Regions from separate parts of the Mus musculus genome. Here region 1 is linked to region 2. A link is a loop called in an ENCODE intact Hi-C map of the cell type or tissue named here. Cell type or tissue: heart. All regions are shown on one strand. Links, peaks and the distances in the headings refer to the core of each region. The heading gives the core; the rest is flanking DNA.

The links. Hi-C counts contacts between places; a loop is a spot of excess contacts. Peaks named below come from ENCODE experiments on the same cell type or tissue, not always from the same donor. Only the 100,000 strongest peaks of a DNase experiment are listed, where the experiment ranks them.
Region 1: a loop joins it to region 2, with 2.4 times the contacts of the local background. A loop is called at or near these places in 8 of 42 quality-filtered maps.

The regions. Positions count from the first base shown.
Region 1 is chr6:33,118,370-33,133,508 of GRCm38, reverse strand. No RefSeq gene overlaps it. Among named protein-coding and RNA genes, the nearest start is that of Gm22321, 37 kb to the right of the region's middle. In heart, for the core only: a CTCF peak has its summit at 6,684; no DNase peak of the experiment used is centred there.
Region 2 is chr6:32,320,337-32,335,475 of GRCm38, reverse strand. The region is part of intron 3 of Plxna4 (plexin A4); the gene reads left to right. Among named protein-coding and RNA genes, the nearest start is that of Plxna4os1, 180 kb to the left of the region's middle. In heart, for the core only: CTCF peaks have their summits at 7,190 (motif pointing left) and 10,626; a DNase peak (open chromatin) is centred at 7,195; H3K27ac peaks cover 2,626 bases.

The DNA of each region.
Region 1 (15,139 bases), core at 3,454-11,453, 800 kb before region 2:
CTCTAGCTCCTACATTGGGGGCCCTGTGTTCCATCCAAATGATGACTGTGAGCATCCACTTCTGTATTTGCCAGGCACTGGCATAGCTTCACATGAGACAGCTATATCAGGGTCTCTTCAGCAAAATCTTGCTGGCATATGAAATAGTGTCTGGGTTTGGTGGCTGATTAATGGGATGGATCCCCGGGTGGGGTAGTCTCTGGATGGTCCATCCTTTCATCTTAGCTCTAAATTTTGTCTCTGTAACTCCTTCCATGGGTATTCTGTTCCCTATACTAAGGAGGAATGAAGTATCCACACGTTGGTCTTCCTTCTTCTTGATTTTCTTGTGTTTTTCAAATTGTATCTTGGGTATTCTAAGTTTCTGGACTAATATCCACTTATCAGTGAGTGCATATCTAGTGACTTCTTTTGTGATTGGGTTACCTCACTCAAGATGATATCCTCCAGATCCATCCATTTGCCTAAAAATTTCATAAATTCATTGTTTTTAATAGCTGAGTAGCACTCCATCTTGTAAATGTACCACATTTTCTGTATCCATTCCTCTGTTGAGGGATATCTGGGTTCTTTTCAGCTTCTGGCTATTATAAATAAGGCTGCTATGAACATAGTGGAGCATGTATCCTTATTACCAGTTGGAACATCTTCTGGATATATGCCCAGGAGAGGCATTGCTGGATCTTCTGGTAGTACTATGTCCAATTTTCTGAGGAACCACCAGACTGATTTCCAGAGTGGTTTTACAAGCTTGCAATTCCACCAACAATGGAGGAGTGTTCCTCTTTCTCCACATCCTTGCCAGCATCTGCTGTCACCTGAATTTTTGATCTTAGCCATTCTGACTGGTGTGAGGTGGAATCTCAAGGTTGTTTTGATGTGTATTTCCCTGATTAAGGATGTTGAACATTTTTTCAGGTGCTACTCAGCCCTTCCGTATCCCTCAGTTGAGAATTCTTTGTTTAGCTCCGTACCCCATTTTTAATGGGGTTATTTGATTTTCTGGATTTCAGCTTCTTGAGCTCTTAGTATATGTTGGATATTAGTTCCCTATCAGATTTAGGATAGGTAAAAATTCTTTCCCAATCTGTTGGTGGCCCTTTTGTCTTATTGACATGTGTCTTTAAAGCAACAGTTTTTACATGGCTTGGCCTTATCATAGTGCACATCTGTGACTTTATCCTTGGCCTAAATGTTTTTCCTTGAACACAAATTTGTCCCAAGTCTATTTCTCTTTTTAGTGTACTTATGTTAAGCTCATTGCATTTCTTATTATGTAGCTTTTACTGACTATTCTGAGGAGTGGGCCCATTCTATTCTTGATTCTAACTTTATTATATCATTCTACTAAGACCATCTCTAAAAACTTTCTTCCAAAATTATTTGAATCAAATCAGTAATTCTACATAATTATTATCTATTTGTCTAGATAGCATAACTACAAGATAGTACATCTTCATAGGTCTGGAAAGATCTGCTCAAAAAGGTGGGCTAATACCTAGTGGTTGTTATATATGTTTAATAATATCAAGAAAAGCACATTAATAGCAGGAATCTCTCCTAGAATGGATTTATCCTGGGCCTTGCCTACTGGAAATGAGCTCATCTCAGGAAGATCACTTGCTAGTTATTAGCTTCTTCTATGATGGCTCCTGACACATAAATATCGATTAGAATTGCACAATATTCAAACATTGCTTGATGGTTGTTTGTCATTTGTGTCCATGCAGAAGTTTTTGAAAGGGTATAATCTACAACACTGTGTGTAATGACCTTCAGAGACTTAGAACATAATACAGGGTAGATTTTTGGATGTGGGAGTGCTGGTGCATTATAGGAGGAAATCTATAGGTGTTGGGATACTCCATGTTCATGGAAGATTCTAGAAGCAGTACTGAACTCTCTAAATTAAGAGTAGAAATTATTATAGTGGAGAACGTTAGAAAATAATTTTATTCTTTTTTTAACGGCAGTAGAAGAAAACCAGAGGATTGGAAGAACAGTCTGAGGGTTTGTTCTTTAATGCCTGTATTGCTTGGCTATGACCAGTGATGACTGTTGTTATCTAAAGCCAGGGTTCTCGTTATGGGAGTTTTCTCTCTCTCTCTCTCTCTCTCTCTCTCTCTCTCATACACACACATTCTCTTATTCTCCCTCCCTCCTTCCCTCTTTTCCTTTCTCATTCTCTCACTTACTCATTCTCTTTCCCCCTCCCTCCTTCCCTCTCTGTCATTCTCTCCCTCTCATTCATTCTTTCCCTCCCTTCCTCTCTTTCCCTATTCTCCCCCTCCCCCAGGCTTTCTATAACTATTCTCTGCCCTTGCTTCACAGGGCCTAGGCTGCTAACTATCACTACCATGGGTACTTGGCTATCCCATCATGCTTTGCTGATTTATTTTAACACTTTCCATATATTTGTGAGCAGAACTTTCATTAAAGTCATTCCAGCTTCTCCACTTGCTCATGCCTTCTGTGTCAGCTCTGGTCCAGTTCAGGACCTCAGGGTCTTTGCGATGGTTATAATCTTTGTTATTGGATTTGGAATCACTGCTGAAACAACTTCTGCCTGAGTCTATGAGAGTGATTCAAGAAGATTTAATTGAAGAAAGAAGGCTTACTCTGAACATGGGTGGTACCATCAATGAACTGGGGTCCCAGACAAGATAAAAAGGAGAAATGAAGCCGAACACCAGTATTTAGCTCACTGCCTCTAGATGCAGTTTGACAGCTGCCTCACAATCCTGCCGTAACCTCTTGCTTGAAGTGATGGGCTGTACTTCCAAACTGTTCAAGTGTTTTATCTCAGTAAGAAAAGTAACTAAAACAACCTTTAAAATGTGGCAGCCAGCACTCACTTCCGCCTTTGCTCTGCCCCTACAGCTCTGAGTGCTCACTAACCTATAGGCTACCATGCTTGTGTAAGAGAGTCAAGAGAAGCTTGCCTCTCGGGGGCATTCTTGGAACCCTCACTAACTGCCCCAGTTCTGTGGACTTGGCGGGAGCAGACGGAGAGGGAGGGCTACTGATCTCTCAGTGCAGGCTAACGATGGCCACCATTTGCACTCTTTGCCAGGATCTTTGTGTGAAAAAGAGGAGTCTTGACCCAGACTTACCTCACCTCACTCTGAAAGAATTGCTAGCAATAGCAGAAATAAAAGTAAAGCTAAATATGCAATAACACCATTTTATAATCTCTTCTACCCATTATAGCAGTAATTCAATATCCACAGTGTTCCATGTTTCATAGTAAGCCCTCATTCCGTGTGTTCCTTTTGTAATTAAAAGGCTATAAAAGACAACATTTTAGTGTTATACATGCTTATTTTAGAAAAATCTGAAAAAATATTTTAAAAATTAAAGGAGAAAATGAAAAGGACCCACAATTCCGGAACAGCAAGAAGGCACGCTGCAAGAGCCAGAACATCCCCACTTTAAATAGCAGCTCCATCACTAAGAGTTCTAACCTTGCACCAGTCCCAACTAGAAAAAAAGGGATACCAATGCCCCTTCCCATCTGTGGCAAGACTTAGAGACAACATGCAAACCCTTCAGCACAATGCCTCATACAGGGAATGTGTGACCGAGACAGGCCTGGATCTGAGTCTCTGCTTTGTCAGTTGCAGGTTGGAAAAGACAGAAAAGTCCCTCCCTAACAAAACAGGGGCAGGAAGACACCAACCCTTTTCTAGGATGAGGCTGCTTAGGTGATGACAAAACAGCTCTTCATTACAATGAGAAGCACAAAACAGGCTCACACTTTGAAGCCATGGCCTTCGTCTTTCTTATTGTTTTATATCTGGGTCATCAACAGTGGCCATCTGAGGAAGGGAGTCAACACCAAGGTGACCCGATCTTCCGTGACCTGATCTTCCGTGGGAGATGTTTATGTAGTCAGTGAGACTGGAGGGATTAACTTTGTCTCATTCAGTGTCTCCAGGTGATGCCTTCAGAGAGGCATTTGTTTAGCTGAAATCTGTTAAAATATAGCAGCAGTAGCTCAGGGATTCCCAAAGTGCACGGGGCTGTGGCCCTTCCCAACCCTAGCACTCTGGGACTGAGAGATCTTGCTGCCAATAAACAGCAGTTATGAGCTTAAATTGAAAAAAAACACCCCCAATTTGGAAGAACTGAGAGAGTAAAGGGAAAATGTGGGTGCTCCTCAGACAGGAGAGGGATGCTGGGACAGACAGACATCCCTCTCTCCCTTCCTGAGTCGGACTTCCTTCTCTCCCTTCTCCTCGCCATCTATGAAAGTTTGTCAGCTTTTCATTTGTTTTATTTATGTTTGCTTGGTTAAGAAAATGACAAAAAAAATCATATCTTGTTCCTATGAACACTCTTCTAGGCACTTTAAAAATACTGTATTTGTTAAAACAAGCATGTCTGCAAGTACAATCATCAGGGTATGTGTGGGCCAATGTGCATCAGGCCTTCTGCAAAGGTTTATCTGAGCTTTTTATTCCCTCTCTATGTGCTCTGTAGTGTGTTCTATGGCAGTGTTTCTGTAACTAAATGTGTGTCACTTACTCATTGGCTATTTTAAGAAAACTGTAACACGTCATGACAGGTACACATCCTGGCCTGCCTGGACTGGCATTCTGACAGGAAGAGTCCAACAGTCAGTACTTTACATTATGATTATTCCAGGCTGCAGCATTCAGCATGAGTATTTCATCCGATGTTCTCTCTGGAAACAAGTTTCCATGGTGGGAGGGTGACAAAGGCCCAGTGGCTTGGTTCTGGGGTACCAGATTACCCACGGGTGTGACAGAAGACTCAGACAGGGAGCAGGGGACTCAAGGGCTCCTTTCTGTTCAGTCCTTCCCTGAAATGGTCATTGATGTGTGTGGGTCACACTTCTCTTCCCAAGTCACCACACTTCCCTGGGAGCTCCCACAGGGGCACACATGTACCCATACAATCTTAATGCATGGATCAGAGCATCGCTGAGCCCAAAGGCCATGCTGTTACGGGGCTTTCTTATCCCTTCATCTCCTGCAGAGGCTGTTTCAGCATGCCATGGGGTATCTGGGGATGATAAATTTTCTTAGGAAAATCATATTAAAGTTCAATTTGTTAAACCAGTCTCCTGATCTTATCAGTGGTGGGCAGTTGTTTTAGCACCAGAACCAGGAAGTGATAAATCCTTTAGGCTGAGTCTGCAGATGGTTATCCTTTCAGTGTGGATGAAATCAATGGGGAAGTCATCTAAGGGAATGTCCTCGAAGCTTATAGAACAGCAGCTAGGAATATTGCTTGATCAGATTGTAACCATGCATTATTTTCCCCTGGAGTGTGTGTGTGTGTGTGTGTGTGTGTGTGTGTGTGTGTGAATGATTTCAATAACAACGCTTTCAAGTTTCAGCTGGTTGGAACAGTCTTCTTCTGGCAGAATCAGCAGAAACACCTGTTACCCATAATCCTGTTCTCCACACACAAATTCAGATGGCTAACCATTGCCAAATGTTTCCTGAAGAATTCTAGAAACCAGGCTGGGAAGAGGGCGGTTTTATGCTACTGGCCGTGAACTCAGACCCACAAATCAAGTGCTTATCAGAGAGACTGGGGCACAGAGAGAGATACTCAAGCAGGCAGAGGGACACTACATGTAGGAAGAGCCTGTCTTCATGACACTTCATGGAGAGATGACTGTGAGGCTCAGCAGGTGAGTGCCTTTCTGGAAGCAAGTAGGGAGTACCCTTTGCTCCTCTTGCTTAGCCACCTATTCTGTGCTAAGAATGCTCTGTGTGCTGGGCACCATGCCCAGCAATGACAGTGAGATGCTTGGAGAAAGCATTCTTTGTTTGGAGAGCTCAAGATTTAGGTCAAGACCCAGCAATCTACCCTGATTATTCCTTTACATCCGAAACAGTTATTTAATCACTGAATTGATGCAAAAGAGTATTCTGTGGTCCGTGTAAATGGGATGAATTTCAGAGTCCAATCCATTGTTAAAGCCTTGGTGGAACACAGCCTTAATCATACATTTCTATATCACCCATGTTTACTACAGTATACCATAGACGAGTCATGGCTGCAAAGCCTGACTAGTGACTGTCTAGCTCAAAAAAGAACAAGTTGGCCAATGATGGTCTAAGGGTACAGACAGGGGGAGCTATTTAAAATGCTGGGCAGTAATAAGGCCAGCTCAGAGCATCCTCAATGTGGAGATGCAGACAACAGAGACATGAACCAGTCATTAGCAAATTTTACTGCTGTTACAAGGACATTGAATGAGCCATGGGGGGGGGGTGTCTCTTGAAAGCAATTGAAGGTGGGGCTGGTAGTGTCTAATATTCTGTATGACTCAACAGACCCATCAAATGAGTGAGAGATGTGGAGAAGCGAAGGAGAAGAGACTGGGTTAGGCTTGAATTGCATTAAAAACAAATCTGGAGATTAACTTGAATCCAGGGAGTGATTTGGTGGTGGTGGTGGTGGTGGGGGGGGAACGTATCTGGGAAACCAGGAATGGAAGGTAGGGAGGAAAACCAATAAATAGCTAAGGAATGTTTTGTTTTAATGACTGGAGACTGCTGTGGGTGGCTGGTCCTTACTCCTTGAGCTTCTCTGAGAAAGAGTGAAGCAAGTCTTGGGGGTTGCTCTCTGTTCCTGCTGAGGCCTTGACTCACTTATGAATGGCTGAGCTTATTACGGCCTCTGTATTTCCAGGTCTCACCTGCAGGCGGCTTCCGAGTCCCTTCTGAGGGATGTTGAACAGAAGCCAGAGAAGTGTGTAGGGAACTGTCCACCGCTGCTGTGCTGAAATCCTGGTCCTAGAGTGGTAGCGCGATGCCTGCTATCCTCTGCTGAAGAGCTGTCAAAGCAGCTGAGCTAGGACTGAGTTAAGTTTTGGCCCCAGGCTGTGATTCATTCTGCTGTACTGACTTCTCCTGCTGCTGGCTGCTCAGATTCCTGCCGGCTGAACGTCCCCTGGGGGATCCTTGTGTTTCGTGCTCTGGATGGAACACAGCCCTGTATTTGGAAAGCCTTGATACCAACTGGACTTAGCCTGCCTTGTCCTGGTTGACTTAGTAAACCATATATATCTTTTCAGACTAGAAAACGCTGCCCCTTTTAACTCATACATGTGTGATAATAATTACCTTGCTTCAAGCTTTTAAGAAAACATTGTGTAGATATGATGGAGTTACTATTCTTTCTGTCATTTCTTCTCTCTAATGCAAAAGACTTTCCAAGTGTTAAATCACTGCCATGACGTTGCTTGATTACCCACCCCCGAGGCCTTGGCTTGCTTACAATTGGTGAGTGTACACTTAGTGCTGCTTGGCAGGTAGAACGTGTCTCCTTGGACTCTATGGACTGAATTGGGTTCAGGATCTATGGCATCTTCCCACATCTTTGCTGGTCAGTCCATGACCAGGAATTTTTCCTTGAAAATGAAAATTGAATGAGGAAAGGAGCATGAAGAGAAGAAGACGTGGTGGACAGGAAAAGAGGAGAGGGATAGAAACAGAAGTAAGCGATGGAGAGAGGAAGAGGAGAGGACCGGAGGAGGAGTAAAGAAGAAATAGAGGAAAAGGGATGCAGGGGGAGGAGGGGAAGATGATGGGAGGAAGGGGAAGAGGATAAGAACAGAAAAATATGAGAAATAAAGAAAGACGTGGAGAGGGATGAGAAGGCAGAGGACAAGAGATAGCAGTGGCAGTGTGGGACACTTCTGAGCCAGCCACATTGTTTCAAGACAGAGAAAGTTATTAACGTGCTTGTGTGGCAGATGGTAAGAATCTTCACGTTATACTCTCGTCTCTTTCCTGGGACCCTTAGAAAGGCCCTTATCATAGTTCCAAGTCGACAACTCTGATTGTATTTGGTACTTATGCAACATCTGGAGAGAAAATAAGATTCTACTGCTTTTAAATATATGCCATATATCTCACCCTGAGAGAAAACCGTTTTAATTGCAGGGAGAAATAAACATGGAAAGGAGGAAAAGAAGGGTATACTGGCTGGTTTTGTGTGTCAACTTGGCACAGCTGGAGTTATCACAGAGAAAGGAGCTTCAGTTGAGGAAATGCCTCCATGAGATCCAACTGTAAGGCATTTTCTCAATTAGTGATCAAGGGGGAAAGGCCCGTTGTGGGTGGGACCATCTCTGGGCTGGTAGTCTTGGTTCTATAAGAGAGCAGGCTGAGCAAGCCAGGGGAAGCAAGCCAGTAAAGAACATCCCTCCATGGCCTCTGCATCAGCTCCTGCTCCCTGACCTACTTGAGTTCCAGTCCTGACTTCTTTCAGTGATGAACAGCAATGTGGAAATGTAAGCTGAATAAACCCTTTCCTCTCCAATTTGCCTCTTGGTCATGATGTTTGTGCAGGAATAGAAACCCTGACTAAGACAAATGGGGAAGAGAGAAGAGCAGTGAGCCATCTCAGGATGCTGTCCATACCCTGGGCCATCAAAGGTGAAGCAAATGCAGAGAGAAGTAAGAGCATCAGGGAACCACCGACATCCGGAATTCACTGCCCATCACTCGCTTTGTTTAGGCGAGGTGAATATGTCATGGGAAGATTATTTTGCTCAAATACATCCTCACAGCAGCAGAGTGATAGATAAGTCAGATATTGGCCATTCTGCTTCTGAGGGATCAGGAGTGAGGTCCTTGTTGTACCCTGTCGGGAAGCTGGAGTGCATCCCTGAGTAGTGCAGCTTCTGCCTTGCCTTTTGCCACTCCATCCCTCTACCTCCAACGCCATCACTTTCTTTATGGAAATTATGGGTGTTTGTGCCAATTTTCTGCCATTTGGAGAAAAGATTTTTTTTTAAAAAACAACCAAAACCCTCCAGTTTTGTAACAAGCCCCTTCATTTTCCTGCTTGTACTAGACATTGAAGGGCAGGTGAATTTGCTTTTCTTAGAGAAAAGCATAGATCCAAGGCAGCAGTTAAACCCGCAGTTGCAGATCTGACACTTGAAAGACTTCCCCGTCATTGCTGTGTTTGGAATCTGCAGTAAGCGATATGTCTTGTGTGCCAAGTGCTGCATCTTTCTTACACGATCTCCAGTTCTGAAAATCTGACAATCTAAAAAAGAGTGCCCCCCCACCCCCATCACACAAGCCAGTTTGATATCCCTATTTGTCCCCAACAGATAAAAAGGCTCTAAGGCAGACAGATGTCAAGGGGCTTTTCTTGGGTTCTTATTAAAATCAACAGAAGAATCAGTGTTTGGGGGTGAGACTGCAAGCTTCTTTCTTACTTACTTGTGAATTAACTAAACTATACTTTCTTAAGCACATGGAATTTAAAAATATTTCAAGATATCATTAATTTCAGCTTCTCTTTCCCTTCAGAAAGGAAGCCTGTCTGTAACTTGCACTATAATTGGGGAGGGGGAGAGTTAATGCAAGGACTGATCAACCCCATCCTACCTGAGAAGATTTGACGACATCAGAAAGCTGGAGGGTCCCAAGCTATAACGTGGTGGTAACAGATGTGAAGGTGTCTTCATTCTTCCTCCAGGTGCTTCAGGCCTGTGCTTTGTCAGCTACAGATAAGAGTGCTAACTGTCAAAATGACCTGACTTAGAAACAAAGCCAAACTACATTTTCAAATTTCAGTGAAGACTCATACTATATGTAAATAAATTCAAAGTTAACAAAAAGGATTGAAAGGAGCTTGAATTCGCTGGAGCACACTTATCAAAAAAAAAAAAAGATGTATTTGATGGTGGAGTTTGATTGGATTAGAAAGTGTCTAGGGTATTAATGAAACACACCTTTGGGTGAATCTGATTATTTCTAATTAGACAGGATGAACTGAGGGCAAAAGACCTGAATGTTGGTAACCCCAAGTCTTGGACTGAATGAAAAAGGAGGAAGGAAAAAGTTAGATCTATTTTTTTTTTCTTAGTAGGATCATGGATCAAGCTGAAAGCTGCTCCCACTGCCATATCTTCTCTATCATAGGGGACTGTATTCCTCTGGACTTACAACCCTTACTTCCTCTGGTTGTTTTTTGTCAGCTATTTGGCCACAGTGATGGTGTGTCAGGCATCAATACAGAAGGTGGGGTGATATCATCCACCCAGCACACCCTTTGGAGTATACCCTGATGGTGTGTGATCAGCAGCTTAGCCATGAAAGTCAATTTCTCTGCCTCCCAATACCACACTCACCAGCCTAAAATCTGGAGTTTGAGGACCATGGCAGGTTATACTCCTGAGGAAGTCAGACGTTTTACTAGGGTTCTCTTAGAATAGACATAAGAGAAATGTAAGGAGTTTCTGAAGGTAGAATTTGGCAGCATTGGTCTGTGACTCAGATCAATGGCATCTTAGCTAATTCTATAGGGAGCTGTGAAGAACTCTCCCAATTGGGTGTTGTGACTCTAAACTCCCCACTAATCAATTGTTAGATGCAGACCAATTTGGGAAGGGAGTATGACCTTGGGCTGTATGACAATCTTTAGTAATTTCCCAAAGGGTGCTGGCAAGTTGCCTAAGGCTCCCAGCAGCTGGGCAGCAATTCCTTCACTCTGGGTGACACATCACAGCATCCATCATCAGGACACAAAGATAGAAAGAGATAATTCCAACAAAGAAACAAGAGTTAGACAAAGACTGCCTAGTGCCTCCAGCCCCTCAAAACCATCTTCGGGCAGTATACCTGCTATAAATAGCCAACAAGCTGTGGAAGATGCAAAGACATAAGCTGAGGTGTTGATGTACCAGTATTGTTTTTGATGGCTGCACACTCCTGAGTCTAGTAAAGAGGGCATGCTCACTCTCAACAGGAAGCCAGACAGAGCGTCAAGTGTTGATTTGACAAGGAGGGGACCTGACCCATGGTAATGTGTCCTCGTTGTTGCTAAGAAACCTGTGTTTGCAGAGCTCAGACTGGTTTAACTCAAACTGCTCTGGAATATACTAAGCAACTGAGGGCAGATCCCCTAGGATTCCAACTATGTAACAAGAGCTGGGCCATGCTGGGGTATTGGTCCCCATGTCATTCTTACTGGTGAGCGCTGACTCAAACTGGGGTGCTAACCCCCATGCCATTCTTACAATGATGAAGATTACTGAAAGTATTTGGGTGAGCATCTCTGAAAGCCTTCCCCTCACGGTGACTGGAGCCTCAGGACCATAGTTGCTCATGAACAGAGACTGATCCTAGACATGGAAAACAGGTCACAGGAAGGCATCCTTACTACACTCAGATCTACTTGAGGATCTGAAACATCTGGTCTACATGAAGAGACTTCTCATAAAGTGGGGTTACAGCTGACAAAGGTTCTAATGTGGAGGACTGACCGGCCATTTTCAGCAATGATCATCTGAGCCATGAAGAATTGGAATTGGGTATACCAACCTGGACAACACTCCTTATTGATTTGATTGTCTTTATCTTAGAAGGTTATCTCCTAAACCGGATCCATGTTTACTCCCTCCCAATTAATTCTCTCAACAGACACTTTTGTGAATCTGCTCTGGAATAAGCATTGAATTAGAAGATGTACCAAGTTACAAAGACAAATGTGGGAGACTTTCCCTTGCAAAAGTCTCAGTAGACTTTATGGTGGTGATTCCTAGACTGGACATGTCAAACTGCGTGATTCAGAAGATAATTGATGAAGAATGCCAGCCGGCACTCCACATTTGGACCTCATTGTCAGCTGAGAGTTTAGAATGCCTTCAGGATATGCCCTAATTGTGATAACATTGTCTGGATTAAGTCTTTGTCACAGAAAACATCTCCTTTACTACCACAGAAACCGTTCCTCCTTCACTATGTTCCCATCATGCATTCCTATGTGTGCAACAAATGAAGACATTGGATGGGACAATGATTGGAAATTCAAGTAAAAAATCAAGTTGGCCCTGTGATGCTCTCAACCCAAACAGCTTCTTTTAAGCATGTCCTCCAGATAATCATTAAGACCAACTTTAATAAAAGAGCTGTTAAGGACTTTAGGGACGGCAGACATGAGTTCTAATATCTAATTTAGTTTTTTTCTTTCTATGACTTTGGGGATGGTATTTAGCTTAGCGTGCCTCAGGTGTTTTTGTTTTGTTTTGTTTTTTTCCTATGAAATAAATAAACTCATGCTCTCTCAACTCAAAGAATTCAGAGTTTTTGAATGAAATGCTATACTAAAAGCATGGGCTTAGTGTTCACATAGCTCATGGAAAGTATAATAAATTACAATAATTTTAAAGCACATATCATCTCTCTTCTGAAATCTTAAAGAAGACCTAATCCTGGATATCCAGTGCTGGAACTGGGACAGGATTTAGGAAACCTGGAGAAAGAGCACAGGAAGCTGGGGCACCATAGAAGAACAGATTGGGAGACAGGGTGTTGAGATTGTTCAGAACCTAATATGAGCAAAATATTTTTCCTCATTTTCTTTCATGGCATTCCTTTCTAGGGTCTCTCTACTTTATTTCCACTGTGAATACTTAAGAGAAGTGCAGAGGGAACCAGCTGTCATGCCATAGTCTCCCAGCCGCAGCAATGGTCCTTATTTTGCTAGCCATGTGAGACTAGCTTTGGTGCCTGCAGTGGTTAATATGCCAGATGACAGTATCCAGAGTTACCTAGGAGACAAGCCTCTGCTCACATCTGAGAAGGAGTTTCTACATTGGGTTAGTTGAGGTGGGAGGATCCATCCTGCATAGAGGTGGTGCTATTCCATGGGCTTGGGTCCCAGACTGAATGAAAAGAGGCAAGTTGAACATCAGCATTTGTCTTTCTCTGCTTCCTGAACATGGGTGTAATGAGGCAGCTGCCTCACAACTTCACTACCAGCACTTCCCCCACCACCATGGCTGTGTCTTCTCACTGTGAGCCAGAATGAGTCCTCCCTTCCTTAGGTTACTTTTCTTCTGGTATTTTGTCACAGCAGGAGGAAAGTAACCAACACAGTGTCTTGACTTTCTGCTGTGTGGGAAGGTGTCTCTTAAGCTTACTCTCTTGGCTACAGGAGGAGTGAGTAAAATATCAATGCCAGCCCCACAGAGCTATCACACCAGACGACTTTGTGAACCTTGGAGAGCACCCGTTATCTCATTGTTTCAAGTTTAAGAGATTTTTGACAACATTAAAATACTCCAATCTGGCAGCCTTCCTTCACACACTGGCCCACAAATCCCGCACAACCATACTATACTCCTTCCTCTAACTCCTGTCACATTACGCCATGTGAGACAATTCAAAATTAAAATGACAAATTAACTCTTAACTGCTAAATATTTAATGTCCAAAAAAAAAAGCTGTTTAAAACTCATAAAAATCCAGGCAATAAATCTAAATACTAGACTGGGAAGTGTTATATTACCTTTTATTTCTTTTATTTATTTATTTTTTGCAGCATCTTAGTCTTGTCTTTATATTAAGAGTTTCCCAATTGGAAAATACACAGCAAATTTAGTGCAATAATTTATGAGCATGTTCTTATATCCCCATCCATTTTTCCTCCATTGTTGTTTGTAACAACATCAATTTGTCACTATGCAAAGATAAGTGATTTTTAATTCTTTTCTTCTAGTGTTGGCCCTTGTCTAATGGAGTATACTTGTGTCCAAATCACATTTCTTCTATTATCCTTGAAAAAAAAACAAAAAAAACCTCTGGTTTGGTTTTTAAAAATTTAGGTGATAGTCTCCAAGACCAGGCTGGAGACTAGTTTGAGACCAGGGATAGGCAATCTTCATTTCCTTCCTATACCAATAATTCCCTCTCCAAATCTAAGCTACTTTTATTTCTACTAAGATGAGTCATAATACTTTTCCACAAGTCAGTGATTGTTGCTCACGTTAGCATCACTTCCCGTGAGTTTCAACCCCTTTCCTCTTTGGGTATGGTCACACAGATTCAACATTACAGATATTATTGTCTGAATAAGAAATATCCCCTGTTGGAGGTGGAGCATTTCATTTGTACCTCAAGGAACAGAGAGACCAGAGACCAGATAGGAAGTGGGCCCAGGTTATAAACCTCAAGATCTGATCTCCAGTGAGCCACTTTCTCTCCTGAGGCTCCACCTCCAACAGGTTCCACAGCCTACTCAAACAGTATCACTGTCGATGGGCCAAGTGTTTGAATGCCTGTGTCTGCAGGGGATATTTCTTATCTAAGCATCATGACCTAATGTAATCTCTGGTACTCAAATGGTAGGAAATGATAGCAAATCAGATTCACACACACACACACAGGCAGAAAGAAAGAGAGAGAGAGAGAGAGAGAGAGAGAGAGAGAGAGAGAGAGAGAGAGGGAGGGAGGGAGGGAGGGAGGGAGAGAGAGAGAGAGAGAGAGAGAGAGAGAGAGAGAGCCTAAAATAAGATAGAAGTTGGAGCTTAAGCCACAGGTATTTATTTCCAACATCAGACATCTCTGAGATCTATAAGGATCTAGGTTTAGTTGAGCTGAATCTAAACTTCACCTGGCTTCAAACAAGAGTCTGGGACTGGGCACAGCTAATGAAATCCATGCCCAGCTTTAGACCATATGGAACATGACCTGCCTCATTGGTCATTCTCTAGGATACTCTTACTGGTCTTCCTCCCTATTACAGCTTCAGTCCCACATCCAGATCCATTAGGCAACCCAGGACAAAGTAACTGTCATATGTCACCTGTGATATATGCTATATACAGTACTCCCCCACTGACATTTCAGTCTGAAGGACAAGAAATAGGGTGTGTTGATTTTTCTATCCCCCAAAGTCATCAGGATGATACAAACACGGTGGAAACCAAAAGGCATCTGTTAATTATCATTCATATAAAGAAGACAGTTTGAGATTCCCCCAGAAGCATGACCATAGTATAGTATCCTTTCCATTACCTTGTGTCTGCATGTCTCTGCATGTCTGGGTTACCAAACCTATTTCCATGCAAAACGTCACAGAACTATGGATTATGAGTCTGTCATTTTTTTTCTTCCCTTTGAAAAATCTATGCACTCAACAAGACTGCAAGTTTGTATCCATAAATTACTTCTAAACATTATCTCAAGGCTACCATAGGACTACCTGATACAATTGGCCTCTCCCACTATACAATAGCCTGCTGTGTGGAAAAAAAATTATGGGAAATGAGGGCAGAACATTGTAAAGGTCCTTTATGTAGGATTATCTCAGGTCAGGATGTCTGTGGCTTCATTTGATCCCTTCAACCCCA
Region 2 (15,139 bases), core at 2,709-10,708:
ATTGGTAAGAATTGCATTTTTCTTTCAGTTATTAACAAACTGTAAGTGACCAGGCATCTTTAAACTTCTCAGAAGCCTTGAAGTATCCATGCCTAAAGAGAAAGTATATATGTGTGTGCAGGCGCATGCATATAAAGCAAACATGCACACACATGCACACACACTTGTCAGAGAACAATTTATTGGAATTTGATTTCTCCTTCCACTGGGGGCTTCAAGGGACTGAACTCAAGTCATAAGACTTGGTTAGTAAGTGCTCTCAACCACTGAGCCATCTTGCCAGATGTCCAACAGGGCAGCTTTTAAACTCTCAATAAGCCACTGAGAACATCTATATAATCAAACTGGAACACTGAGTGAGATTTGCTCTCTTCTCCATGGTGTAGCCAGAAGTTACCAAAAGAAAGGATAGGTAGGGCAGCCCTGTAAGCAAAGGCAAGTTGAAGTAAGTGTCTATGTAGCCACTGGTGTTGCTGTGGGAGTCTGTCAGTCAGAGATCCCAGTAAAAACCTAGGCAGAGAAGGAGCCTGGCCCTTCTGCTCTGTATCTGTTGGGGTGGGAATTCTTGATTGTAATCTTTTCCTGATGATATAAGGAAGGCCCATAAAGTGTATTCTGTTTCCTGTCACTCACTGACTGCCATTCAAATACCTTCCCAGGAATCTTCGGTGCTTCTATTTTTGGCACGATTCAGTTCTCATCCATTTTCTGTTGTCTGCCCCCCTCCCTGTAGCACCCATACAATCCTTCCAGAACAAACTCTGGCTTCAGGCAGGACTCCCATTAGCCCCAGGGGGGGAAAAGCATTTAATCTGCAAAATTACTTTGAACTTATCTGAAGGGGGCTCTTGGATTCATAGCGTGTTTTCAATAGCCAAATCTCATTCCGGTCTCCGTGGGAAGATGGGGGGAAGATTTACTCCAGCCATTTTATCCCAAGTAAATCTTGACTATCTCGGGTTTTACATTTTAACGAGAAACAAGCACTTTATAATAACTGCCCAGATTAAACTCCAACATACTTTCAAACCATTAACCTGAAGGAATTGTAACGATAAATTAAACATATTAATGATGCTGTACTACAAGCTCAAAATTTGTTAGGTAATTGTAGATTATTAACAGCCAACATGACTTATCATCATCTATCACTGGGGGAAAATGGACTAAGACCCTGATTACATGGCATGTACACCCTGACAGAATAAATACAAACAAAAATGGCTGTTAGCAGGAAAGGCAGACCCGTTAGGGCATTTTATGAAGGATTCAAAGCAGGCAGCGTTTCCCATGTGGTTCTTTCTCTCCCTCCATCCTTCCTCACTCCCATTCTGCTTTCTCCTCTGCTCCCCTTTCCCTTCTTCTTTTCCCATCCATTATCCTCACTTTCTTCTTGGAGCTTAGCATCCCAGTAGAGGATTTGCTACGAATATCCTTGTCTAATGTTCTCCAGTAACTTTGTAGATAATACAAGTGTCTGTAGACTCTTGTTATCCATTGTCTTGCTGTCTCTAGTTACCTTAGAGTTGCTCACTGTGGTCCAGGTCCTCACTGGTCCTCTGGTGGATGTTGCGATTAATTGTACCTGAATTTATTTGTGTTTTGTGTGGAATCACTATGTGCTTGGAGGAGCCACAATGAGAGGGGGCTCATCCTATCTTAGAGGGTAGGGTTTATTTCCTGTAGCTGCCAAGATACGGAAGAGTAATGACCACAATAATGATGGTGATGGTGGAGTTGAAGTCTTCCTGCCTTGACAACCTTGTAGATTTCGTCAAGGGGTTTTCAATCTTGGGTTGAGTCCTTTTCCAGAACCACTTAATCATGGTCACCACTCTGCGTTAGCAGAGTCTTCTTCAACCATGGCCCATGAGATCCTCCCAGAGGACTGCCTGGCACAACGACACCCTGTACCATAGAGTTCTTGGGAGGCAGGAGGACAATAGACTTGCACTGGAGAGTATCTGCTATAATGGCTAGAATAAATCCCCTCATCTTTCCATGTGTGGGATAGTTTTATGCTAACTTGACACAAATTAGAAGTCATTCTGAAGAAGCTTCTATAAACAAAACAAAACAAAACAAAAATGCCTCCATACGAGTGTAGCCAAACCTGTGGGGCATTTTCTTAATTAGTAACTGGTGGAGGAGGGCCCAGCCCATTGTGGGTGTTATCATCCCAGAGCTGGTGGTCCTGGGTTCTGTAAGAAAGCAGGCTGATCAAGCCATGAAGAGTAAGCCAGGAAAGAATACTTCTCCTCCTTCCAGGTTCCTGTCCCATTTGAGTTCTTGTTCTGATTTCTTTCAGTGATGGATAGTGATGAGGAAATGTAAGCCAATGAAATCCTTTCCTCCAAGTTGCTTCCGGCCCTGGTGTCTCATGGCCACAAAAGTAACCCTAATGAAGATAAGAGCGGAATGAGATTTGGCTATTGAAAACATGCTATGAATTCTAGAACCCCTTCAGATAAATTCAAAAATAATTTTGAAGGTTAAATGGTTTTGTATATTAGTTTATGAATTGTATTGATGGATATGAGGAGGGCCAGGTCAACTGTTGGGTTGGGAGTTGGTGGTTTAGGCTCCTTCTGTTCCCTCCAATGGACAAGTCCTCAGGTCACTGTCAGGATTGGAGGAGCTAATGCAAGGACACTTTAGATCATAGTCAGACCAGATGGATCAAGCGGTAGGTGTTTTACTCCTCATCAATACACCCACATCCTTATGCTGTGAGATCTTTAATCTCTGTAAAGAGCTAAGTAAATGCTCATTTTGCCTACCGTCCAATCATATCCCCCCTGCTAACACTGATAAGTTTGGATAAATACCAAGGGGCACAGTAATAAGAAAGAAAGGGACATGTGGATGATGGGAAGCAGAGAGAAGATAAGCGTGTGATGTTGTTTTCTGTGGAATGAACCCATGTGATTAGCCAACTTGACCTTCCCTTGGGGTCCCAGGAGCATACCAGTCCTAAGGAAGTTAACTAAAGAATATCTTAACAGCTACAGTGCTAACTCAGGACTCTCCCATTTTTCTTGGCTTTGTGTTCCCAGCAGTTATCTGGCCTCTGATTCCATGAATCGTGTATCAGCCCTAAGCAGTATGCAGGCACAGGTGATTTACAGCCATGTTGTCGGGTAGGAGAGAAGAAAGAGTAGACAAGATGAAGTCACAGGGACCACAGCTCAGTGGCCATCTGAGTTATGAGTCTCTGCTTCCATCCATATCTTCCCTCCCTGGATTCCCGTTATGCCACCATAGTGTCCCATCGGCACCAGAGAATACATTGATATAAATGGGCCCCACCTCCAACCTGCTATTTCTCATCCTAAGGTCTTTCTGCTTGCATTTTCCGAAGACAGCTCAGAGCAATGGGGGGGGGGGTGACTATGCTGCTCATTCTGAATGACCCTGCACGTTGCAGAAAACGGAGTCTTGGGATTTTGTGGCATCCGTTTCCTCCTAAGCATCCCTTCTTATTCCAGAGTGACCCAATGACTTCTTAAGTCCATAATACAGAATAGGCCACAGTTATTTAAAAATACATATGCCAGCTGAGGCATTTAGGAAGTAAAGGCAAAGAGCTTCCTGAAGCAGGGGTGCCGGAGAGACTCTGCTTCTTTGGGGCCCTGTGTGCTTTGGGGGTTGAAATGGCATTAGTGTCACTCAGAGGGAGCTGTGGTCAGGACACCCAACTGCTCTTCCTTTAGTTTTTAAAAATGATTTTTAAGTGTGTGTGTGTGTCTGTCTGTCTGTCTGTCTGTCTGTCTGCCCATCTGTCTTGTTGGGGAGGGTGTGGGTATGTTCATATAAGTGCAGGTACCCTCTGAGGCCAGAGGCACCAGCTCTCTCTGAGGCAAGAGTTGCTGGCAGTTGTGAGCTGTCCACCTGGGTGCTAGGAATCAAACTTTGATGCAGAGCAGTACTGATCTTAACCACTGAGCTGTCTCTCCAATTCCCCCTGCCCCTCCCTTCTGCCTTCTTGCTGTGTGGTACACACATCTCTTGCATCCTGATGTGGGCTTAAGGGAAATAATGCAGGCAGCCCTTTTAGGGAAGCTAAACTCAAGCAAGCCCTTGTCTGTCTGGCTTATAGATTCTATGCAAATTGGGTCTCAGACCAAAGTGCCTGCCTGTGAAGATGTCTAGCTTCCTCACACAGTCTCTTTGAAACCCCTTCCCCTCTGTGTTCATTTTGATTGAACAATGATTCTACTATGGTGATTCCTGGTTTCTGCTTGAGATCTAGAAGACGGAAACATGTGATTATCCAACTTGACCTTCCCTTGGGGTCCCAGGAACACACCAGTCCTAAGGAAGTTAACTAAAGAATATCTTAACAGCTCAGCGCTAACTCAGGACTCTCCCATTTTTCTTGGCTTTGTGACTGGATTCAAATTTGCCAAGAGCCTCTATTTGCTGCTACCTTCTTCTGAGGCATGGAACCCTGTACTATTAATATCCCCCACCCTTTCTCCTTCCACAGCTTCCCTTCTTGCTCATGTTTAGGCTGGGCAGTGTTCCCAGGGACTTGGGGCTGTCCTAGGGGTCTCCCCATCCCCGTACACACGTGTGCCCATACACACACATACACTTACACTCTTAGTACATGCATTGTATCTCTCGGCAGAAGACTTTTGTGACCCTCCTCACCTCCCCACCGAAATAGCTTTTATTTCTCGAGCATTTGCCAGGCTCTAACACCTGTCCTCCCAAACGCCCTGCTTGTCCATCTCCCTGCCTGCCTGCATCTCTATGTGCAAACAGGCACATACCAGCATCTAAGATGGCTGGGAGGAAACTGCCTTTCCAGGGGATCAGAAACACAAGCAGATGCCAGGAATGGCCCGTCATCTCTTATTCATAGTGGTTGTTCATCCCCTGAATCAGGCAATGTGTACAGAGACTGTCACCACTGGCATAAAGCACATCCAAGAGGTTGCCACTGGCAGCTCCCTGGGAATTAGACCATGGTTTTAAAAAACAAAACAAAACCCAACAACAACAAACGCTTGCTTAGAACTCAGACACGCTAGGATAACTGTAGATCTTACGTTCACACACACACACCCTGGGCTTGACATTCTTGCCTTCAGCAGCTTGGCAGATAGGGGAAAAAAATAACGGTTTGTTTTGCGTGTGAGCAGAGTTAACTTAGCCAACCCCTGGCAAGCTTTTCTCTCTGTCAAGAGAGCTGGAGGGAGGTGAGGACAGGCAAGTATGTATGAGGGCAGCCAGGTAAGGAGAGACAGAGGCTGGCTGTGATCATGGGAGGAGTGGATGGCTAACATTCTCCAGCTGCTCACAGGAGGCCATGAAAGGGCCTCCGGGAGAGGTGTGCCTGCCACAGAGCACAGAAGGATGGGGGAGATCTTTGGCAATAAGTGATGTGTGGTTGCTGGCTATTGCTGGGGACACTCTCATGTCTTCTGTGACTGGAACCATCACTTCAAGTATAATAAAGCATCAAGGATTATCCAGTGCAGGATGCTAACTGGTTTAGGTTCCCTGAGCTTCTGACTGAGTCCACAGAGTTTCCATGTCTGTCAAGTTCCCAGAGGTCACTGGAAAATGGCCAGGCCAGCACTCAGAAGCTCTAGCAGGGGATCCTGAAGCTTCTTGCTTTAAATTCTTCTAGGGTATCCCGAGGGATGTATATGAATGTGGTTTTCATACTGTATCCACCAAAAGAAACACTTGGACCCTCTTAGAAGTGGAGGGCGGGGAAGTTACTGAGACTCCATCTCAGCACCCCTCTCACCAGACAGAAGGGAAGAAGTGAAAGACGTGCTCCTTTGGTTTCTAGTCCTCTATGGGTTGAACTGCAGTCCCCTAAAAGAAAAGGTGAATTCCTAACTTCTGGTGTTCATGTACGATGGCTGATTTGGATATAAGCTCTTTATGGGTGGAATCAAGCTAGGATGGAATCTGACAGGCTCGCAGCATCTGCAGAAGCCAAAGGAAGCAGACATTAAGGCGGATGACATGGGGAAGAAGGGACATTGCCACCAGCCAAGGAACAGCAGGGCTTAGGAGTAGTCACAAGAAGTAGGAAGGGGAGGACTCTAGTGGCCTTTTTAGAGATGTGACCTCTCGGGAACCATGACTTGAGACTTCAGAATTTGAGTATTTTGAGAAAAGCCTTTCTGAGTCTGGAACCATCTGTTTTAGTGTAGTCAGAGTAAACTGGTATACACGGTCTCGGGGGCCTCTCTGTGTTGTGCTCTTTTGTTTGGGTGACTCTTTTGTTTGGGTCTCATGCTATGCTGTCTTTGAAGGGAGATGCTCTGGTTCTATATCTGTCAGCGCAGCTCTGGGTCACGCATCTGTGGAACCTTTTTACCAGGACAGTTGACTCCGTTGGGGCCAGGAATGCAGGAGCATGAGGGGGGCACAGGAGCAAGGTTGGAGTGACAGGGTCTCCTCTTGGTAGTGTGAGAAAACCTTCTTAGAGGACAGGTAGTCCTCTTAAGTCCTGTGGAGAAGCACAGGAATCTCATAGCCCTGGGAGTGCGCCAGAGGAAAGTGCTAGGTGATTAAGATTTGGAGTTGAAGCCCTGCCCCCCCCGCCCCCCCCCGGGGGGCATGAAGGAGTGTGGGTACAGGTAGCTGAAAGAAGCAGGCTGAAGGGTTAGGAATGACAAGACCTGAAAACTGCCCTAGGTGGCTCTGTATATTACAGGCTTCTTTCTTATTAGTGTTTCCCTGGACTCAGCATGCCAGCTGACCACCAGGAGTGCTTATTTGAAGTTCAAGTTCCCAGGTCCCTATAGCTCTGATGAGTGATAATCCAAAAGGAAGGGACCCCTCTGGAAGCTGCCCTGTCATAAACTCCACAGGCAGAGTGTTGTTGTCCAGTCAGTGTAAAAACCGCACTGCAGATGCTTCTCAGTCGTGGAAAACAAAAATAGAAATAAAACAGACAAACACATGCCAGCAACATCACCACCAACAAAAAGTCTCCCTTTCTAGATAAACCTAGGGAAGACAGAAAGGAGTAGATCAAGAAATACAGAGATCTCAAAAGCGTTTTGGCTAGCTCTCCTTTAAATCGTCTTGCTCAGGACCTCTGCTCCATAGGACACCTTGGGGCAGGGGGAGCTTACTGGACAGGTCTTCCCTCCCTCGTCCTGACCCTGGTGCCATCGGACTGGAATCAGCGGCCTGTTGCAGCTCTGCCACCTACTGGCTGCAGGAGGAGATGCAAGATTCAGCGGGGATGCCACAGGGGTTTAAAGAGCAGCTTCAGAAAACCACAAATGAACAGGCACGTGGGTGTACGCATGCATGCACACATTCGTAGCCATTTATATACTAAACATGCACATCTACACACCTCCCTAGCCAGGCCCCTCCCCCCAGTCTTGTGCAGCCTGCAGCAGCAGCTGGGGTTATCTGTTATAGTGAGCACAGATGTATTAGATTTCTGTCTTAAGAGACAGATGAGATGGGAGAGAGAAGAGAGAGGGAAAGCCAAGTTCATGATGATGACTAGATGCTTTAAAAGGTTCCTTCCTCCTTCCTATTTTCTGGGATGGGGAGACCAAGAAGCAAAGGTGTTAGTGGGAGCTGTGGAGCTCCTCCCTCTGTGAGATAGGAGGAGAGTGGGTCTAGAACCTTGACTCCCAGCCCCAGGGAGAGGAGCACTGATCTTCCTTCCATCGAGCCCCCAATAGCCAAAACAACAGAGCACAGAATAATTAGACATCTCTCCCCCTGAAGCTCTGGATTTGGAGCACTATTGCTTTTTATCCCCCTCCCACCCCCCGCGTGCCTTAGTTCCCCTGTAGTGAGTAGGGTTACCAAAGGGTCAAGCTCACTGTGACCCCCTCGGGTGCTCTGAATTCTGGGCAGGCATGTTGGCCTGTTTGATTAGAACGGCTGCCAGTTCCCCAGGGGCTATTCTGCCCTCCCCGCCTACCTGCCTTCCTTGCACACACCTGCAAGCCCACTTGTTGTATGTAGATGAACTTCTGACATTGCCCTGCCTCTGTCTATGACCTCATGTCACAACCAATCAGGATTGAGTTTCATTGACCGAGTTACCCCAGTCTGGAGGGAAAACAGATCACAGTCTTTCCCAGGAGTCAGATTCTCCTACTCTGAGAGATTGCTTGCTGGCATGCAAACTCAGCTGCCTGGCTCCTACCCCTCCCCACGCCCTGCCTGCTCTCTCTGGCTCTTCACTCCCCGACTTTGGCTTTCTTCCCTATCCCCTTTTGAAGCAGCTTGGATGATTGGTTGCAACCTGAGCCAGCTAAGGAAAGGGACCAACTAGGAGGGTCTCCGAAGCTGGTGTTCAGACAATGTGGCACTATCCTTTGCTTGTGGGGCCCCACTGTGTTCTCACCACTCTCATCTTGGCCACTGTGGCTCAGCAAGAGTTATCGAGTGAGTATTGGATACCACAGAATGTAAGCAATCAGGAAAGACTTGGTATATCCAAACTTGCTTAATTCACACAAAGACCAGTAAAGCCAACCCAATTCAATTCCATTCAACCCGACTTAATTCAACCTAATCTAACCCAACCTAACTTAGTCTACTCCAGTCCAATTGAAGCCAGTTCAGTCTCTTCCAGTACAGTACATTTAACCCAATGCAGCCTAATTAAATATAACACGACACAATAGTATATACCTAGGTCTGAGAAATGGTAAGATTTATAGCACCTCATTTGTTCATGCAAATTTTTCATTGATCCAAAGGGGGAGGCGGAGGACTAAAGAGTGGGTTTTCTGTGATAAGTCTCTAATGCTTTACTTGTGAACCTGTTGAAAGGAAAATGAATGTCCAGGCCACATGGTAATGGCAGTAGGCTTAGTGCACGAGACCTGGCGGCGAGCTGCAGTGGTAACAGGGGTTTGTACAGTCATTTCACATCCAGTTTTTTGTCACGCATCTGCTAGAAGGCTGGTACCTAAGGACTCTTTATAAAGCTGGCTCACCCCAAGGCTCTAAGGGCCACCTATGTGCTCTACATGAAAACCCTCTTCAAAGTTGGAGGTGTGAAACCACTGTTGAGTAAATGCTCTAGAGAGAAGTTTTAAATCTGTGTTTTAAAATCTTACTAGATTGTGAGAGTTCAGGGCCTCTACTCCCCACCACCATTCCATCAGGGGAGAGGGAAATTAAAATAAGAAACCTACCATTTTCCAGAAGCCTAAATTGATTAATTCAGTTTCTGTTGAGAACGGGAAGGTACTCCGAGCTTCAGGTAGACAGCTTGCTGCAAAGACATGTGTTATCACCCCAATGCAAACATGGAAACGTGACTGGGAGACCTGAGAGAGTGCAGTTGAGACTACGGAGAGTCCCAGCTCTGATTGTCTCACTTAGAGAACTTTGACCTGACAATGGTATGAATGTGGCCAGGGTTCAGGAGACATCACGCCTTGGACTTTGATCTGTGGCATTTCTTGGGTCAGATGGCCGTAGGCTGGTCCTCTCCTGTGATGCTTGGCCGGGTGCAGCCCTCATGCTTGAAGTCACATTATCACAACAGGAATAAAGCACGACTGCCGTGTGTTCTGTTACTAACCTGGTGTGCTAGGCTGTGCACTCCCTGCTTTTCTTGCTATAACAAGATGCCTCATAAAAGCATCTTAAAAATGGGGGGGAAGAACTACCCCTTTACCTTCATGGTGCTATGGCTCATTTTAATGTACAAATGCTCACTGTTCACCTACTATACCAGCATGAACCAAACTGGAAAACAAATGGGAAACTGTTTTCCAAATCCCCTCCCTGAAAATGAATTATTTTAGAAAAGGAGACTAGGAAGGTGACCAGCTAAATTCCCTTTAGATCTTCCTGTCTCTGATCAGGATTTGACACAGTAGGTGCTCAGCTGATGTAAACCAGGCAAAAAGAGACCCCCAAAGCCCATTCCTAATGGACCAAAATAGGATTTCACACTGTCGATGCTTACTGTTCGGTAAAGGAATGAATAGACTACATAAAGGACCCTCCCAGAGCCCATTCACAGTGGAGCAGTATAAGAGTCCTTCTGGTCCTGTCCCTCAAACCCCAGGCACAGAAATGCCACTGCATTTCCAGCCCTCTCCAGTGCTCATCGTGGGTGCCAATGGAAAAGTTAGGGAGGGGAGAGCCATGGAGGAAGTACACAGACTCCAGATGCACGCATAGGAGAGGGGCGAATCGGATAATCTTCAAGCCCCTGATGCTTTTATTTATATACACTCTGCACAAAAAGTGATGGCAGCCCATTGGAGATTGAGGAAATATTCACATACATAGAAATCCAGGAGGAGGCTATGTGACATGACACAACTTTGTCGTGTTTGGCTGAGGAGGAAGCTACTCCATCATGACTTTCTCGGGTCCACTCTGAGGGATGAGAAATCAAGAAGGCCAGTTAAAAGGTCAAACTGTGGACCAAGAGGGAGGGTTTCGTCACAGGGCTTGTGTTTTGAAGGCTTAATAGAGATGCATTTTTGCAGTTTGAGAACTCGGGAGCCTGTAAAATCTGGACTCACTCACCTCTTGACTCTCACCTTGTTCCCTCATTACATCCCTCCTCCCATCATCTCCCTTCCACCTTCTTGCTGATTAGGGTTCACTCTGGAGACCCCAAAAAATCAGAAAGGAGCAGACAGCAGCCCTCTAGTGTCAGGTACTGACTTGAGACCAAATGTCTGATATGCAAAGACCTAAGATCAACAGGAAGAAAAGGAACCAACCACACCCACAGTCCTCAGAGCATAAACCATTCTGTTTTATACCTAGGCCACTACAGGAAACGTGTAAACCCTGAGGACTGTTAGTGTCTGTGTGTGCGTGTGCATGTGTGTGTGTGTGTGTGTGTGTGTGTGTGTGTGTGTGTGTGTGTGAAGAATGTGTAGTTTTTGAATTTGAAACTCACATTGCTTTGGGGGAGGTGGAGAAGTCCCTGAAACAGTTTTAGGCAAAACTGTAAAATCTGTGCAAACAGAGATACTTTTTTAATTCTTCAAAAGAGCTTCCTACACCCCCACCCTGATCTACCTTGGCTTCTGTTGTCCTTTTTCCTAGCCTTGCTACACACACACACACACACACACACACACACACACACACATGCATTTAGTTTATGTGTATATTATGTATGATAAAGATAGACAGATTTATGCTTATTGTGATATAATTACATGTAGCTATATATAATTATAGATATTTATTGTATATAATTTTGTAATTTGGACCTCGGGAAGCATCTAACCTTATCATTTTGCAATGATTCCTAGAGAAAAGAGTAGTCTGAGACAAGGCTGCAGAGTTGCCAACAACTGGACTAGGCCACACTCAGGTTTTCTTCCTGGGTGGGGTCTCTCTCTTCACCACCGTCTTCCCTCTCATGAGAGTAACTCTCCTTCAGCAAAGCATTTGTACATTAAAAGATGCTTAACCCCAAGAAGAATGCCTCACTCGCTGGAATCCAAAGGCGCTGGTCATTGTGGAGGAGGTCTTTGCACAACTATGTCTTCCCATGAGCCATTTAAAATTTATGTGAATAAAGTACATGTCCCATTGAAGCTACCTGGCTTTTGGGAACTGAGACAACTTCTCTGACCTGTGTTTTCTTCACTATGGAACACATGCCCTAAGGGTCCAGGGCTGCCGCCTGCTGCAAACCATTAGGATTAAGAAATAACCAAGTGTCTTGGTTCTACCAGAAATATCTATGTCACAGCATAGAGTATAGCATACCTTTCCCAGCTCCTTCACGGTGATCAGCTGGGAAGCAGGACATTATGGCTATGTAGTCTGAGTCAAGGAATCTCCTGTGATAGCAACTTTAGCTTAACTCTGATAGTGTGCTGGGTCCTGAGCTAAAATCTCCTTATCCTTACCTCTTCACACCAGCCGAATGCGGTCGGTTCTCTTGGTGTTTGTGTTTCATGGTGAGGAAAACAAAGGTCAGAAAAGCTGACTCATTTCCCAAAAATCCATGCAGCCAGTTCTACGCAGAATGGTGATTGGAATTTGTATAGCTTATTTAAATCATTACATTATTTAATACCTTGGGAAGGCCCAGTGTGATTGCTACTCTCCGTTGCTCACTTGACTACATCTCGACTAAAACCCAAGTGGCTGGGCACACATACAAGGGATTCTTTTCTTAGTTACAGCATTTGAAATGGAAGTCCCACTTATAATCTGAGGCTTTTGGAGTGGGAAGATAGATACACCTGCAACCCAGATCTTTTTATTATTATTATTATTAGATATTTTCTTCATTTACATTTCAAATGCTATCCCAAAAGTCCCCTATACCCATCCCCCACCCTGCTCCCCAACCCATCCACTCCTGCTTCCTGGCCCTGGCATTCCCCCGTACTGGGGCATATAACCTTCGCAAGACCAAGGACCTTTCCTCCCATTGATGACCTATTAGACCATCCTCTGCTACATATGCAACTAGAGACACAAGCTTTTGGTTGGGGGATACTGGTTAGTTCATATTGTTGTTCCTCCTATAGAGTTGCAGACCCCTTTAGCTCCTTGGGTACTTTCTCAAGCTCCTTCATTGGGGGCCCTGTGTTCCATCCAATAGATGACTGTAAGCATCCACTTCTGTATTTGCCAGGCACTGGAATAGCCTCACAAGAGACAGCTATATCAGGGTCCTGTCAGCAAAATCTTGCTGACATATGCAATAGTGTCTGGTTTTGGTGGCTGTTTATGGGATGGATCCCCGGGTGGGGCAGTCTCTGGATGGTTCTTCCTTCCATCTCAGCTCTGAACTTTGTCTCTATAAGTCCTTTCATGAGTATTTTGTTCCCCATTCTAAGAAGGAATGAAGTATCCACACTTTGGTTTTCCTTCTTCTTGAGTTTCATGTGTTTTGCAAATTGTATCTTGGTTATTCTAAGTTTCTGGGCTAATATCCACTTATCAGTGAGTACATATCATGTGTGTTCTTTTGTGATTGGGTTACTTTACTCAGGATGATATCCTCCAGATCCATCCATTTGCCTAAGAGTTTCATAGACTCATTGTTTTTAATAGCTGAGTAGTACTCCATTGTGTAAATGTACCACATTTTCTGTATCCATTCCTCTGTTGAGGGGCATCTGGGTTCTTTCCAGCTTCTGGCTATTATAAATAAGGCTGCTATGAACATAATGGAGCATGTGTTCTTATTACAAGTTGGAACATCTTCTGGGTATATGCAATCCAGATCTTTTGAGGTGGGAAGATCTACCTTTAATCTGGGTGACACCTTCTGGTGGAAGCCTATATAAAGGACACGGAAGAAGGGCAACCTTTGCCTGCTTGCTCTTGCTGAGAACTCCATTCCTTTGCTGGCATTAGAGTCTACATCTCCTGGATTATGGTGTATTCTGAAGACCAGCTGAGATATCCAGCCTCGTGGACTGAAAAACTACTGAATTCTTGTACTTTCCTTTGATAGACATTCACTATTGGACTACTTGGAGCACAGCCCATAAACCATTCCAATAAATTATATATATATATTGCTTCATAGAGAACCCTGACTAATACACCTAGAAGCTAACACCAGCAATGTAGAATAAATGCTAGCCAAATGGATATGATGCTATTAATATGTTAATATAACATTTGCATATTATATGAGTTCATTGATGACTGATTCTTTCAGCCATAGACTCCTATGGCCCTGGTGACTTCCTCAGTGGATAGCCTCAGTTTTCACATCTGAAGTATGGGAGAAATAATTCCCACAGGGACTGCAACAATGCCAATGGGTTTTGCTCAGTGCCTCAGAGTCCTGAGATCAATAGTGTAATTGCTGTGAAACACACAGACCATAGTACCGCTGCATAAATAATTGTAATCACTGTGCCCAGTGACAGACAGGATGGCTTTCCAATATCTTATTCTAAAATGCATTTCTCTGCAATTAAATTCACAGGCTTTGGGCAGAATGAGCGTCCCACATAGATAGACACATAGTATTTGTTTTCCCTGCTAGGCCCTGAGATACTTCAATTCTAGCTCCTCCTTCTCCTCCAGGCGCTCCCTTGCTGAGGTCAGAAGTTACCATCTGACTTGAGTGTGTCTTTAGGCCCCCCACAACTGCGGGTGGGGGTGGATAACAAGTAGTCAAAAGAGTCTTTGTCATATCCCAGCCATCCCCTCCCTGCTGGAACCTGGGGCCCCCTGCTTTCTACATCTGTGCATTCCAGCTCCATCTGGTGATGTCATCCAGGCACAGGGACACCCTTCTCAGTCCCACAACTTGAAGTCAGGGAAGGGTTCTTCTCTACAGTGTCTTTGGGGACAGATTTTTCTGACTGTGAGCCATTCACATGCCATACTCCAGGGATCAAGAATTCCAAGGCACTCATTGGTGCCAAGTCCAAGAATTTCTTTCTCAGGGTGCCTGCTTTTTTTTTTTTTTTTTAAGATTGGAGAGAGGGAAACCTACAGGATTGTAGTAGAAAGAGGAAGCATACAAGTAGTGGTCTATGCGATGGCACAGAGTGCCAAGAGGCTCCAGTAATTTGTTACTGGACAGTAACTGATGTCCTCACAATGGCATGTGATACCTTTAGAGGCCTTATTGCCAAGTACAGGTTTGGAGCCAAAACTGTCAACTCAAGCCTGGAGTCACTCTGATATCTTTAGTACTGTAAGCCCTGTAGTCAAAAATACACAGACAGGAAGGAAGGATGAAGGAGCATGTAAGGAACCTTTACTGGGACCCACCATTATGCTGCACGAGATGCTTCATGAGTAAGATGTTCGTGGACAGTTGCTACAGCACATGGAAGGCTTGGATTCTGTCCTGGCATTCAGTTGGATGATGGAGGAATCTTCCATTTTTAGTGATACTTGAGATAGGTTTTTCAGTAATGTGGCACATGTGGTTGATAACTTGCCACCTTTTTGATGTATACACACACACACACACACACACACACACACACACACACACACCACATCTATATCTATATTTCACCTTGTTCGGGGCTTTTCAGTCTGTTACCACCTTAAAGCAACCCTCAGTTTTTCAGCCAGCAGCCAGGTGGCGCCACGTGGACCAGAGTGGCCCACAATGTGTAGCTATCATGTAGTCCTAAGACCAAGAGGTTGAAGGAGACAGACAGACCCCTATCTTTTTTTTTTTCCCCCCCAGGAGTTGCAT